Regions from separate parts of the Homo sapiens genome. Here region 1 is linked to region 2. A link is a contact called in ENCODE Hi-C or POLR2A ChIA-PET data. All regions are on one chromosome and are shown on one strand. The core of a region is the stretch at or near the end of the contact, and the rest is flanking DNA. Distances in the headings are between cores, read along the strand shown. Region 1 overlaps RHBDL3 (rhomboid like 3). Region 2 holds the start of RHOT1 (ras homolog family member T1).

The links. Hi-C counts contacts between places; a loop is a spot of excess contacts on that map. ChIA-PET counts read pairs that join two places held with the same protein, here RNA polymerase II (POLR2A). Pooled maps may share reads with other maps.
Region 1: a map of CD14-positive monocyte shows a loop between it and region 2 (2.8-fold over the local background). The contact joins the enhancer-like site here to the promoter of RHOT1 in region 2. A Hi-C loop is called at or near these places in 2 of 168 maps with a recorded cell type or tissue (CD14-positive monocyte and MCF 10A), 8 of 37 single-sample maps with no recorded cell type and 10 of 50 pooled maps. POLR2A ChIA-PET finds 5 or more read pairs at or near these places in 4 of 52 experiments (AG04450, GM12878, activated CD4-positive, alpha-beta T cell and 1 more).

What each region holds. Positions count from the first base shown.
Region 1 is chr17:32,307,045-32,313,669 of GRCh38, reverse strand. The region is part of intron 7 of RHBDL3 (rhomboid like 3); the gene reads right to left. Among named protein-coding and RNA genes, the nearest start is that of C17orf75, 32 kb to the left of the region's middle. Within about 2 kb of position 2,594, at least 2 of the 41 ENCODE cell types and tissues checked have a DNase peak (open chromatin) inside an H3K27ac peak, as active enhancers do.
Region 2 is chr17:32,141,041-32,147,615 of GRCh38, reverse strand. It overlaps RHOT1 (ras homolog family member T1), which reads right to left and starts at 5,114. Exons shown (of 20, transcript NM_001033566.3): 1 at 4,887-5,114. The coding sequence starts at 4,923. LOC105371730 (a long non-coding RNA gene) reads left to right here and starts at 4,481. Exons shown (of 2, transcript NR_136413.1): 1 at 4,481-4,591; 2 at 4,903-6,390. RefSeq lists silencers at 4,834-4,893, 4,924-5,153 and an enhancer at 5,614-5,783.

The DNA.
Region 1 (6,625 bases), core at 1,345-3,844, 170 kb before region 2:
TAAATACTGTATGATTCCACTTAGATGAAGTATAGAGTAATTAAATTCATGGAGACAGAAAGTAGAATGGTGGTTGCCAGGGGCTGGAGGGAGGAGGGGGTGGGGAGTCATTGTTTAGTGGGTACAGAGTTTCAGTTTTGTAAGATGAAAAGAGTTCTGGAGACAGATGGCGATGATTGTACAATGTGAATGTATGAATGTACTTAATGCCATTGAACTGTACATTTAAAATGTAACTGTATACTTTAAGATGGTACATTTTATGGTATGTACATTTATCACAATTAAAAGCAAAAGTACAGAAGACTTTTTAAGAGACAGGGTTTCACTCTGCCAACCAGGCTGGAATGCAGCAATGCAATCATAGCTCACTGCAGCCTCAAACTCCTGGGCTCAAGTAATCCTCCTGCCCCAGCTTCCCAGGTAGCTAGGATTATGGGCATGTGCCACCACACCTGGCTAAATTTTTTATTTTTTGTAGATATGGAACTTCACTATGTTGTCAGGTTGGTCTTGAACTCCTGGCCTCAAGTGGTCCTCCAGCCTCGGCCTCCCAAAGTGCTGGGATTACAGGCTAGGTGCTCACGCCTGTAATCCCAGTGCTTTGGGAGAGGCCAAGGCAGGAGGAATGCTTGAGCCTGAGAGTTCGAGACCAGCATGGGCAACATGGCGAAACCCTGCCTCTATAAAAAATTAGCTGGGCGTGGTGGTGTGCACTTGTAGTGCCAGCTACTCAGGAGGCTGAGGTGGGATGATCGCTTGAGCCCAGGAGGTGGAGGTTGCAGTGAGCTGAAATTGCACCAGCACACTCTGGCCTGGACAACAGAGTGAGACCCTTTCTCAAAAACAACAGGCCAGGTGTGGTGGCTCAGGCCTGTAATCCCAGCACTTTGGGAGGCTGACGCAGGCGGATCACTTGAGGCCAGGAGCTCAAGACCAGCCTGGCAAACAGCAAAACCCCATCTCTACTAAACATATAAAAAAATTAGCTGGGTGTGGTGGTACATGCCTGTAACCCCAGCTACTCTGGAGGCTGAGGCACAAGAATTGCTTGAACCTGGGAGGTGGAGGCTGCAGTGAGACGATATTGCGCCACTGTACTCCAGCCTGGGCAAAGGGTGAGACTCTGTCTCAAAACAACAACAAAACAAAAAGTGCTGGGATTACAGGCATGAGCCATTTGTGCTCGGCCCCCTCTGAGTAAATATCTTATTATTTTTCTTTTTTTTCCTTTTGAGACAGGGTCTTACTCTATTGCCCAGGCTGGAGTGAAGTGGCATGATCACGACTCACTGCAGCCTTGACCTTCTGGGCTCAAGTGATCCTCCCACCTCAGCCTCCCAACTAGCTGGGACTGTAGGCACACTGTACCACACCCGGCTAATTTTTAAATTTTTGTAGAGATGGGGTCTCCCTATGTTGCCCAGGCTGGTTCAGAACTCCTGGGCTCGAGCAATTCACCTTCCTCGGCCTCCCAAAGTGCTGGGATTGTAGGGCGTGAGCCACCAAGCCTGGCCTAAGTGAATATCTTATCTGAAGACAGTGTCTCTTTCACTATGTCCTGAGTGATAATATCAGGCAAAGTAAGTTAGAATGTATGGACAGCTCTCTCCTTTATCTGAGGTCTCCAGCCTCCATGCCCCTCCTGGGCCCTATCTGGGATAGATGTTAAATGCGCCATCCTTATTTTTGGCCTGGTTGGCCATCAGTGGGGTGGCTCAGAATTCCTTCTTCTCTGTCATTTTCATTTGTGAATTTGAGATAACAACTGCCCCTTATCTCAGTTCCCCACCTCATCAGGTGGTTGTGAGAATGAAATGAATTAATATATGTAAAGCACTAAGACCACTGCCTGGCACACAGTAGGCATCATCTAAATGTGTGACAGTATCTTGACCTGAGACAAAGACGGGGAGTTTGCCCTGCAGAGTGGCTTGAAAAAATCTGAATCTGAATGACTCCAGTTTTGCCACAGCACCTCCCAGGCCCGCTTTATGAGTTTACAACATCTGCCTGGACCCTGAAAGCCCTGGAGCTTGCCAAGCTGATCCAGTCCATCCCTCTGCCGCACACTTTAGGGAAGAAGAAACTGAGGATTCAGGAGGGCTGGTTCAAGGTCACAGTGAGTGAATGGTGAGCTGACTGGGCTCCTGGTCCAGGGCTCTGTCCACCCACACTTCAGAGGTCACATTCCATGTGCCTGGGCCGTCTGTCCCAGCTGCCCACAAATGGAGCGAAAAAACGCCAGTAAATATGACCTGCCTCCCAGCAGCCGAGGGGTTAAACTAGAGAGTCCCCGCTTCCAACCAGCTGCCTTACTTCCCTAATCCAATATTCCCGCCAATAAAATCAGTGCACTGAAACAACGGGAGAGAAGAAAAAAAATCTCACATGCAGCCAGCACTGCTGCTGCTATAAAAGCTGGAAAGCCTGCAGATCTTTGGGGAATACAAACCTTTTGCAGGCCCTTTAATTTCATTCTCCCAGAGCCTCAAAGAGTGAGATAGTACTCACCCACAGCGAACAAGTTGGTAACCAGTCCCCTCAGCATCTTGCTCACCCAAACGGGTTAAGAGTGCAGAGGCTGAAAGCCAGGCAGGGAGCTTCCATTCCAATACAGCTTTCTATATCTATCCCTGGTAGAAACGGTTTCTTGTGAAATGACTTCAAGAAAACCCAACACAGGGAATGTGAAAGTATGACGCAGATAAATTAGGGAGTTGATTCTTTGTCCTACAAAAATATTTTTCCTTAATAAAGTAAACCTTTTTTTTTTTTTTTTTTTTGAGATGGAGCCTGACTCTGTCGCCCAGGCTGAAGTGCAGTGGTGTGATCTCGGCTCACTGCAAGCTCTGCCTCCCAGTTTCAAGCCATTCTCCTGCCTCAGCATCCTGAGTAGCTGGGACCACAGGTGCCCGCCACCACGCCTGGCTAATTTTTTATATATATATTTTTTTTAGACGGAGTCTCTATCTGTCGCCCAGGCTGGAGTGCAGTGGCACGATCTTGGCTCACTGCAACCTCCGCCTCCCGAGTTCAAGCGATTCTTCTGCCTCAGCCTTCTGAGTAGCTGGGACTACAGGCACCTGCCACCACGCCCACCTAATTTTTGTATTTTTAGTTGAGATGGGGTTTCACCATATTGGCCAGGCTGGTCTCGAACTCCTGACCTTGTGATCCGCCTGCCTCAGCCTCCCAAAGTGCTGAGATTACAGGCATGAGCCACCGCACCAGCCAGTTTTTTGTATTTTTTAGTAGATATGGGGTTTCACGTATTAGCCAGGATGGTCTTGATCTCCTGACCTCGTGATCTGCCCACCTCGGCCTCCCAAAGTGCAGGGATTACAGGCATGAGCCACCACGCCCGGCCAATAAAGTAAACTTTATAACAGAAATCTTTAGTGTCTGTTAGGCAACCATCTTCCCTTGTGCTTTGACAATGTGGTTCAGTTTGTGAAAATTCAGACCTCAAACATTTTGGGAAAACATCAATCATACAGAGCGAAGTGTAAGTAAATATCTTGTAGATTAAAAAATGGAACTCTGGCCAGCAGGAGGCAATTAATAAATTATTCAATTAGGTGTATCTGTATATTTCTAGTGTTTAAAATAAGAAGTCTTGGCGGGGCATGGTGGCTCACGCCTGTAATCCCAGCATTTTGGGAGGCTGAGGTGGGTGGATCACTTGAGTTCAGGAGTTCGAGACCAGCCTGGGCAACATGGTTAGCTAGGCATGGTGGCACGAGCCCGTGGTCCCAGCTACTCGGGGGGCTGAGGCAAGAGGATCGCTTGAACCCAGGAGGTGGAGGTTGTGGTGACCCGAGATCACCCCATTGCACTCCAGCCTGGGTGACACAGCGAAACCCTGTCTCAAAAAAAAAAAAAAAAAAAAAAAAAAAGAAGTCTTGATTATAGGGCTTTTTGCATTCCAGATCTTTTGTTGAAATATTTTGTCCATTTTTTCATCTCCCAAACAACTGTTTTGTGAAGATGGGATTACCGATGAGACAACTGGGGCTCCAAGAAGTTGAGTAATAGACTCATAGCTATTAAGATGGTGACATTGGTACTCAAATGTGGATTTTCTCTCAAGTCCATGCTTTTTCTTTTCTTTTTTGAGACAGAGTTTCGCTCTTGTTGCCCAGGTTGGAGTGCAATGGCGTGATCTCGGCTCACCACAACCTCCACCTCCTGGGTTCAAACAATTCTCCTGCCTCAGCCTCCCGAGTAGCTGGGATTACAGGTATGCACCACCACACCCAGCTAATTTTGTATTTTTAGTAGAGACGGGGTTTCTCCATGTTGGTCAGGCTGGTCGCAAACTCCCAACCTCAGTTGATCCGCCTGCCTCGCCCTCCCAAAGTGCCGGGATTACAGGCGTGAGCCACCGCGCCCAGCCCAAGTCCATGCTTTTTCTACTTTTAGTTCTGATGAGGTACTTTACTGTGTATCTCACACACACACACACACACACACACACACACACACACTCCAAACCTTCATTTTGAAGCTGAAAACAATAGTATATCTATTAGGTAGAACGATATGAATTTGCCAATATTCAAATGCTGATGGCCCATAGAAAGGGCAATTTTTTTTTGAGACAGGGTCTCTCTCTCTCTGTCACCCAGGCTAGAGTGCAATGGTGTGATCTCGGCTCACTGCAACCTCTGCCTCCTAGGTTCAAGTGATTCTACTGCCTCAGCTTCCTGAGTAGCTGGGATTATAGGCACGTACCACCACACCTGGCTAATTTTGGTGTTTTTAGTAGAAACGGGGTTTCACCATGTTGGTCAGGCTGGTCTTGAACTCCTGACCTCGTGATCCACCCGCCTCGGCCTCCCAAAGTGCTGGGATTACAGGCGTGAGCCACTGTGCCCAGCCAGAAAGGGCCATTTCATATGGGTCGACCCAACGCATCTCTGAACTGCTTAGCACTGAACTAATTTGAGTAAAGGTAGCCTCTTGACAAAGAGAAACCAGCCTTTTTAATGAGACGATGAGTTTTCTTTCATCGTCAATAAACACCACATAACTTTCTTTCTTTCTTTTTTTTGAGACAGGGCTTCACTCTGTTGCCCTGGCTGGAGTGCAGTGATGCAATCTCAGCTCACTGCCCGCTGCCTCTCTGGCTCAGGTGATCTCAGCCAGCCTCCAGAGTAGCTGGAACCACAGGTGATCTCACCTCAGCCTCCAGAGTAGCTGGAACCACAGGTGCATGACACCACACCAGGATAATTTTTTGTATTTTTGGTAGAGGTGGGTAGAGATGTTGCCCAGGCTGGTCTTGAACTCCTGGGCTTAAGTGATCTGCCTGTGTTGACCTCCCAAAGTGCTGGGATTACAGGTGTGAGCCAGCGCGCCCAACCCACACAACCTCCTGGAGAAGGGCTCCCCATGTGTCATGCTCTGGGGACTGCACAGCTCCCAGTTGGCCAAGGAAAGCCGTTTGCTTCTGGAAGGCACGGGGCTCTCAGATGAGGCTGCTCATCTCCACAGCGGCAGGCCATGGGCTACTTGACAGAGAGAAGCATCAACTGGAACAAAACTGCTCTCACACCTCTCTCGACAAACGTGCCCTACTCCATGGTCCTTCAGTGGTCTGCCTTCACCATGGGAACTTCTGGGCCATCAGGGCTGTTTCCCATGAGGTGGGGAAGAGGGTGGGAACAGGGCATCGTTATGAATGCCAGCGTGCTTCTTCCTCCCTGTGTTCTCTTTCAGTTGAGCTTGTTCACCACCCCTACACACATACAAGTCTTGGGCGGAATGGGAGGGAGGAGGTTAGCATTTCCTTCCCCTACTGAAAGGAATTGGGGCAGGGGGAGGGGGGAGTGGAGGAGGCAGAATTCAGAGGAAAAGCTGTGTCTGGGGAAAGATGTGGCACTGATACAGAATGACCCATTTAAAAGGGCCATGGGAGGCAGCCCATGCACTCAGGTTTTCAACAAACTGAAGTGTGTGCATGTGCAAACACACCTGCACACACACACTGAGAGGCTCACCGTTCCACGTTTCCCAACACCCGCAGCCTCTCTCTGAGCACTCACCTGAAGGTGCCAAAATTCAGGCCAGTAGCAAGTATAGGCAGGTACTCAGTGTCTGTCTATCTCTCCCCCTCTCTTCCTTTCTTTTCCCCTCCCTCTTGTGCTCTTTCTTCTCTTGCTCAATGTACAATGGGCATTTTGATGAGAACAAAAGGGACAGGGTTGGGAGCAGGGTGGGTGACAGAGAGATTGATAAGGAAGAAAAACATGGGATAATTCAGGAACGCCAAGCCCTGTGCACTGTGATCATTGAGCATTCAAACATCTGCCACGTGGGCGAAGACACTGATGGAGGAGTGGGTGAGAACAGGAGGACCCCAAAGAAAAGCTATGCCTTCCTTCCTTCATTCACTAAAATCTAGTGGGCACCATCTACCATGCTCCCAGCCATATGCCAGGTACTGGGAAATAGACAAGTAAGACCCGGAGGCTCCCAGGCCAGCAGAGGGATCGGGCAGGGTTAGCCACTGACTCCTCCATCAGCCTTCAGACTTCAGACCGCCTCCAAAAAAAGGATTTTGATATCCTCTAAGACTATCAGATCCCAATTTCTGGCCTTCAAGGCTTTGTCTAGTCTG
Region 2 (6,575 bases), core at 3,865-6,364:
ACTCTTGACCTTTGAGCCACCCACCTTGGCCTCCCAAAGTGTGGGATTACAGGTGTGAGCCACCGCGCCCGGCCAGTTTAATCTTTAAATATCATTCCAACAAAGACCAGAATGGAAAGCAATATGGCTTTTTTTTTTAATAGTTAAAAAAAAGTAGAGGCAGGGTCTCACTATGTTGCCCAGGCCAATCTCAAACTCCTGGGGTCAAGCAAGTCTCCCGCCTTAACCTCTCAAGTGCTGGGATTAGCAATATGGTTTTAAAATGATCTTAGGCCAGGCATAGTGGTGCATGACTGTGATCCCAGCACTTCAGGAGGCCAAGGTGGGTGGATCATTTGAGGTCAGGAGTTCAAAACCAGCCTGGCCAACATGGTGAAACCCTGTCTCTACTAAAAATACAAAAATTAGCCAGGCGTGGTGGTATGCGCCTGTAATCCCAGTTACTTGGGAGGCTGAGGCAGGAGAATCGCTTGAACCTGAGAGGCTGATGCTGTAACGAGCCGAGATTGTGCCACTGCACTGCAGCCTGGGTGACAGGGTGAGACTCTGCCTCAAAAAAATAAAAAAAGAGCAGGCCAGGCATGGTGGTTCACACCTATAATCCCAGTATTTGGGAGGCCGAGGTGGGTGGATCACTTGAGGTCAGCAGTTCCAGACCAGCCTGGCCAACACAGTGAAACCCTCTCTACTAAAAAAAAAAAAAAAAAAAAAAAAAATTTACAAAAATTAGCCAGACATGGTGGTGCATGCCTGTCATCCCAGCTACTTGGGAGGCTGAGGTTACAGTGAGCCAAGATGGCACCACTGTACTCCAGCCTGGGCGACAGAGCAAGACCCTGTCTCAAAAAAATAATAATAGGCCGGGCGCGGTGGCTCACTCCTGTAATCCCAGCACTTTGGGAGGCCGAGGAAGGCAGATCATGAAGTCAGGAGATCGAGACCATCCTGCCTAACATGGTGAAACCCCATCTCTACTAAAAATACAAAAAAAAAAAAAAAAAAATTAGCCGGGCGTGGTGGTGGGCACCTGTAGTCCCAGCTACTCGGGAGACTGAGGCAGGAGACTGGCCTGAACCTGGGAGGTGGAGCTTGCAGTGAGCCGAGATCGCGCCACTGCACTCCAGCCTGGGCGACAAAGCGAGACTCCATCTCAAAAAAAATAAAATAAAAATAATAATAATAATAATACAGAAAAATGATCAAATTTTTATGACAAAGAGGAGTGGTTTGGAAAACAAGGAAAGTCTAAACAAACTGAACTAGCTTGAACTCATTCATTCTTTTAAGAAATACCTGAGTGCCTCTTTTGTGCCAGGTCTGTTCTAGCCACTGGGGATACAGCAAGAAGGAAGACAAATCCCCTGCCTTCATGATGATTCTTTTCTAGCCCAAGAGACAGGACAAAAAATGTACAAATATACATGGTTATGGGGATAATGCCCAGGTCAGAGCCTTCTTATAGAGAGAGCAATGAAGGAGAGAGTAGCATAAAAGGGAAGTAAGGGCTAGATTGTGGAGGGCCTTACAGGACTGCATTAAAAAGTTTGGACTTTATTCTAAGTGAAAGTAGAAATCACTGGATGATATACATCTATTTTCTGAGACAGATTCTCACCCTGTCAACCAGGCTGGAGTGCAGGGGTGCAGTCATGACCCACAGCAGCCCCGAACTCCTGGGCTCAGGTGATTCTCCCACCTCAGCCTCTCAAGTAGCTGGAACTGCAGGTGCACGCCACTTCACCCAGCTAATTTTTTGTATTTTTTGTAGAGATGAGGGTTCGTCATGTTGCCCAGGCTGGTCTCGAACTCCTGACCTCAAGTGATCCACCTGCCTCGGCCTCCCAAAGTGCTGAGATAATAGGCATGAGCCACCACACCTGGCTCATTAGATGATTTTTAAGGTGCATAGCAGAATCTGAGATATTTTCTAAATATGAATCTGTATATATTCAGGACAGCTTGAATCTATACTTCAGGGTAAAAAAATTAAAAATAAAAAAATAAAAATGAATCTGCCTGCTCCACGGAAAATGGAGGAAAGCAGGAGCAGAAAGACTGGTTAAGGGAGATATTGCAAAAGTCAAGGCCAAAGCCAGTGGAATTTTGAAGTAGTTTGGCAGAGGTTGCCATGATAATCAGAGTTAGACAAACCAGTTAAAGATCTGCCAGATTCATTTTAAAAGAAGATAACAGTTCCATTTTCTTAAGGAACTTAACTAGTAGAAAACAAATATATCTCAATTTAATTTAAAAAGAAGACTCCATTAAAATGAAAACTATCCTGTTTACTATTATCAATATATATATATATTTTTTGAGACAGAGTCTCACTCTGTCCCCCAGGTTGGAATGCAGTGGTGTGATCTCAGCTCACTGCGACCTCCATCTCCTGGGTGAAAGCCATTCTCCTGCCTTAGCCTCCTGAGTAGCTGGGATTACAGGTGCGTGCTGCCACAGCTGACTAATTATTGTATTGTTAGTAGAGACTGGGTTTCGTCATGTTGGTCAGTTTCCTGGTCTCAAACTCCTGACCTCAGGTGATCTGCCCACTTTGGCCTCCCAAAGTGTTGGGGTTACAGGCATGAGCTACTGTGCCCAGCCATTAAAAATTAATTTTTTCTTTAAGAGACAGTCTTGCTCTGTCACCTGGGCTGAAGTGCAGTGGTGTGATCATGGCTCACTGCAACCTCGATTTTCTGGGTTCAAGCAATTCTCTCATCTCAGCCTCCCCAGTAGCTAGGACTACAGGTGCACACCACCATGCCTAGCTAATAGTGTTGTGGTTTTTTTTTTTTGAGGCGGGGTCTCACTATGTTGCCCAGGCTGGTCTCAAACTCCTGCGTTCAAGCAATCCTCCTGCCTCAGCCTCCCAAAGTGCTGGGATTACAGGAGTGAGCCACTGTGCCCAGCCATTAATATTTAAATTTTTTGTAGAGACAGGATCTCACTACATTGCCCAGGTTGGTCTCAAACTCCTTGGCCTCAAGTGATCCTCCTGCCTCAGCCTCCCAGAGTGCTTGGAATACAGGTATAAGCCACCTCACCCAGCTGTGTGGGAGCATTATTAAAGGTTTTTTTTCAGACAGAGTCTTGCTCTGCTGCCCAGGCTGGCATGTCTCAGCTCACTGCAACCTCCTCCTCCAGGGTTCAAGTGATTCTCCTGCTTCAGCCTCCAGAGTAGCTGGGACTACAGGTGTGTGCCACCACACCCGGCTAATTTTCGTATTTTTAGTAGAGACGGGGTTTCACCATGTTGGCCAGGCTCGTCTCGAACTCCTGACCTCAAGTGATCTGCCTGCCTTGGCCTCCCAAAGTGCTGGGATTACAGGCATGAGCCACAGTGCCTGTAATCCCAGGCACTGCACTCCAGCCTCGGTGACAGAGCGAGACTCTGTCTCAAAACAACAACAACAACAAACTATTTCATCATATATTTAAGGATCAGTTTTTTAAGCAAGTCGTCTACTCACTTTCCCTACCTTGCTCCAAAAGCATAAGCATGAATTATATGTTAAATAACACCTTCCTGAACCTTGTCAAGGAAGTCCATGAAAAATACAGATTAAGATATAGTTATAAATAAAAATAAAAATTTACAACTGCAAATCAAAAAGTAAACTATGGCTGGCTAAGCTTACTCCTAAATTCTAATTCTAAAGGAAGATTTCTCCAAACAGCAGGTGGATGAAATTTCAATGAACTCAAAGAACACTACAGAAGAGGGTAAAAACGTGTTAACTTTCTTCCTTGGGATTCCATCACGGTGACCCTGAGGGGTTACCAAGAATGAAATAATGGTTTAAAACAGAATGCTTCGAAACAGCAATGGCAGACTATTAACGAATGTATTAACTCTTTAAAACAAACAATCCAGTTATCCCTGGCCCACTTTCTTATTTTAGTCCTAGCAACTGAGTTACATAACTTGCAGAGTGAAATCAAGAAGTCCCCGCTGTTGCGTCCTCATGTCAGTGAACAGAGGGAACTCTCCTTTATTATATTTTCAAAAGGTGAAATGTATGAAATTTCTGGGTGGGGGGAGATATCAAATGTCTGTGTGCCTGTGGTTATTAATAAGTTAACTACGAAGTAACTATGGAATAAATAATGCTTAAAAAGAGGGCAAAGATTACGCTTTAGGGTAACAACAATTGGACCCTCCCCAGATAATTCTAATTCATTGAGCGCTTGCATAACTCGAAGTTGAGTAAAAATTTTTGATGAAATATCTCGAGTACGAGGAGTTAGTCCAATGCAAAGTACAAGTACTGCTAAAAAGGATCCGGCCCTTTCCACTACTCATATCTTAATGTCAATACATAGAGAGAGTGAAGACTGCGAGTGCCAAAAAAATGCAGAAACCTGACCTTGCCCACAAGTCGAATAGTTCTGCACCCCTCCCCCAGCTTCCCCGGGAGCCGGTTCACGCAATCCCTATTGGTCAGTCTGCTTATTCCAGCACCTGCCTGGCAGTGATAAGGGAATCTCCAGAAGACAAGAAGGTCTGAAAGGAGGCGGCCTGGGAAACTGTGAGGCCCAGAAGGACAGGGTTCGAAGAGGAAAAGGAGGAGAGAAGCTTCGGAGGGATGAGGTCGGGCGGTTAGGGCTAATAGGGACATGGCTTGGGAGGACGGCTGGGGAACAGGGAAAGGAGATCTCTGGAGGGCCCAGGTGAGGTGACAGGGTGAGGGCCGCCGGCGGCCAGCCAAAAGAGAAGAGTGAAGGGGCTGGAAGGCCTAGGAACGCGGAGAAAGGCGAGCGGAGCTGTGAGGCGCGAGAAGGGCCGGGGCTGCAAAGGTTGGGGCTGCAGGGGCGACAGGGGCGACAGGGGCTGCAGGGGCAGGGAGGGCAGGGACTCAGGGGCCGGCCAGAGGGTGCGGACTCACGTTCTCCCACCAGCAGGATCCGCACGTCTTTCTTCATGTCGGCGGCTCTCGGGGGCCGGCCTCCGCCCGCACGCACGGAGTGGACTCCTCTCACCAGGAGCACCCACCCCACGGCGCCACCTGCCAGCCTCTTCGGCCGCCGGGGCCCGCCGCGCCGCCCCCTCAGTTGCTTCCCCGCAAGAGAGCCGGGACAGCGCCAGCTCCGCCTCCTCCGGCCCAGCGGGCTGTGGCGGCGGCGGCGGCGGCGGCGGCGGCGGCGGCGGCGGCGGCGGCGGCGGGGACGACGGCACGCGGCGAGGGACACGCGCTTTCGGAACGCGAACGCGCTCTGCGCCGGAACAGCGCTCCCGCTGTCAGGCCGCCGCAGCGCAGGCCCAGGGAGCCTCGCCCACCCTCCTTTGGGCACCGCGACCCCGGAGACACTTGGGCCAGGAATTTGAATGGCGGATTCCCTGGTTTAACCCCGTTTATTTTATAGATAGGGACAGAAATTCCCTGTTCAAAGTCACATAGCTAGAGCTTGGCAGTGACTCAGAGCAGGGATCTTCTCACCAGACCATAAACTCCGGGAGGGCAGCGATCAGCTTGCATGGTTTTCAGCTGCGTCCCCACGTTATTGGATAGGGCCGTCAGAAAATGCTTGATCGAGTAGGGCGACTGGCTCCCAGGATCCGGCGCTTTCCACTCCCCAAAGCCCGTCACCCTAGTTGCTTTTGCCTCTGATGCTTATAAAATACGATTATAAGATTCGTTTTTACGCTGTGTGAACAAGACTCCTTTCTTTATAACCAAACTAAGTGACTTTTTTTCTGTCTATGTAGTTTATTTTATGGCAGGGTTTTCGGACACTCTTCTTTACTCAGGCTTACCCAGCGTAATGCTAGACACGGAGGTGGCACTCGATAATAAACTCTAGATGATTTTTCTAACATTGCCTTAATTTTCTCGTGACCCTCTCCATCTGGAGGAATTTGTTGTTACATGCTTAATGTTTGGTACACAATGGCAAATATATATATATACATACGCGTGCGAATATATATCACATCCCTAATACTTGGCACACAGTGGGAAATATAAAATACATAAATTAATGAGGAAGCACTATCTGTGCATAATGTACATTTTTTCTATCTTAAATATTACACAATAAACACTTAAAGGGAATGAAATGTGCGTAATACCAACTTCCCTTTCTCCTAGGAGAAGTCATGTGGTCTCTTGCAGCAGTTAAGAGTTGCTGGCAAATTTCCTGGGTTTGAATCTAGGCTCCACATAATAGCTCTGTGATCTCGACTAAGTGCTTTTATTTTTACTTCCCTCAGCCACTGTTCCTTCTTCTGTAGCATGGAAATAATGATGATAATACCTTCCTCTTGAGATGGTTGTGAGTAATAAATACTATAATACTTGTCAAGCATTTGGTACAGTGCCAGACTCAGAGCGTGTGCTCTACTGATCTCAGCTATCATTATTATATTAAAAAGTCACTAAAAAGTTGTAATCCACAGATTTTTTGTTTTGTTTTGGTTTTGTTTTGAGACGGAGTCTCGCTCTGTCGCCCAGGCTGGAGTGCAGTGGCGCAATCTCGGCTCACTGCAAGCTCCGCCTCCTGGGTTCACGCCATTCTCCTGCCTCAGCCTCCCGAGTAGCTGGGACTACAGGCGTCCGCCACCACGCCCGGCTAAT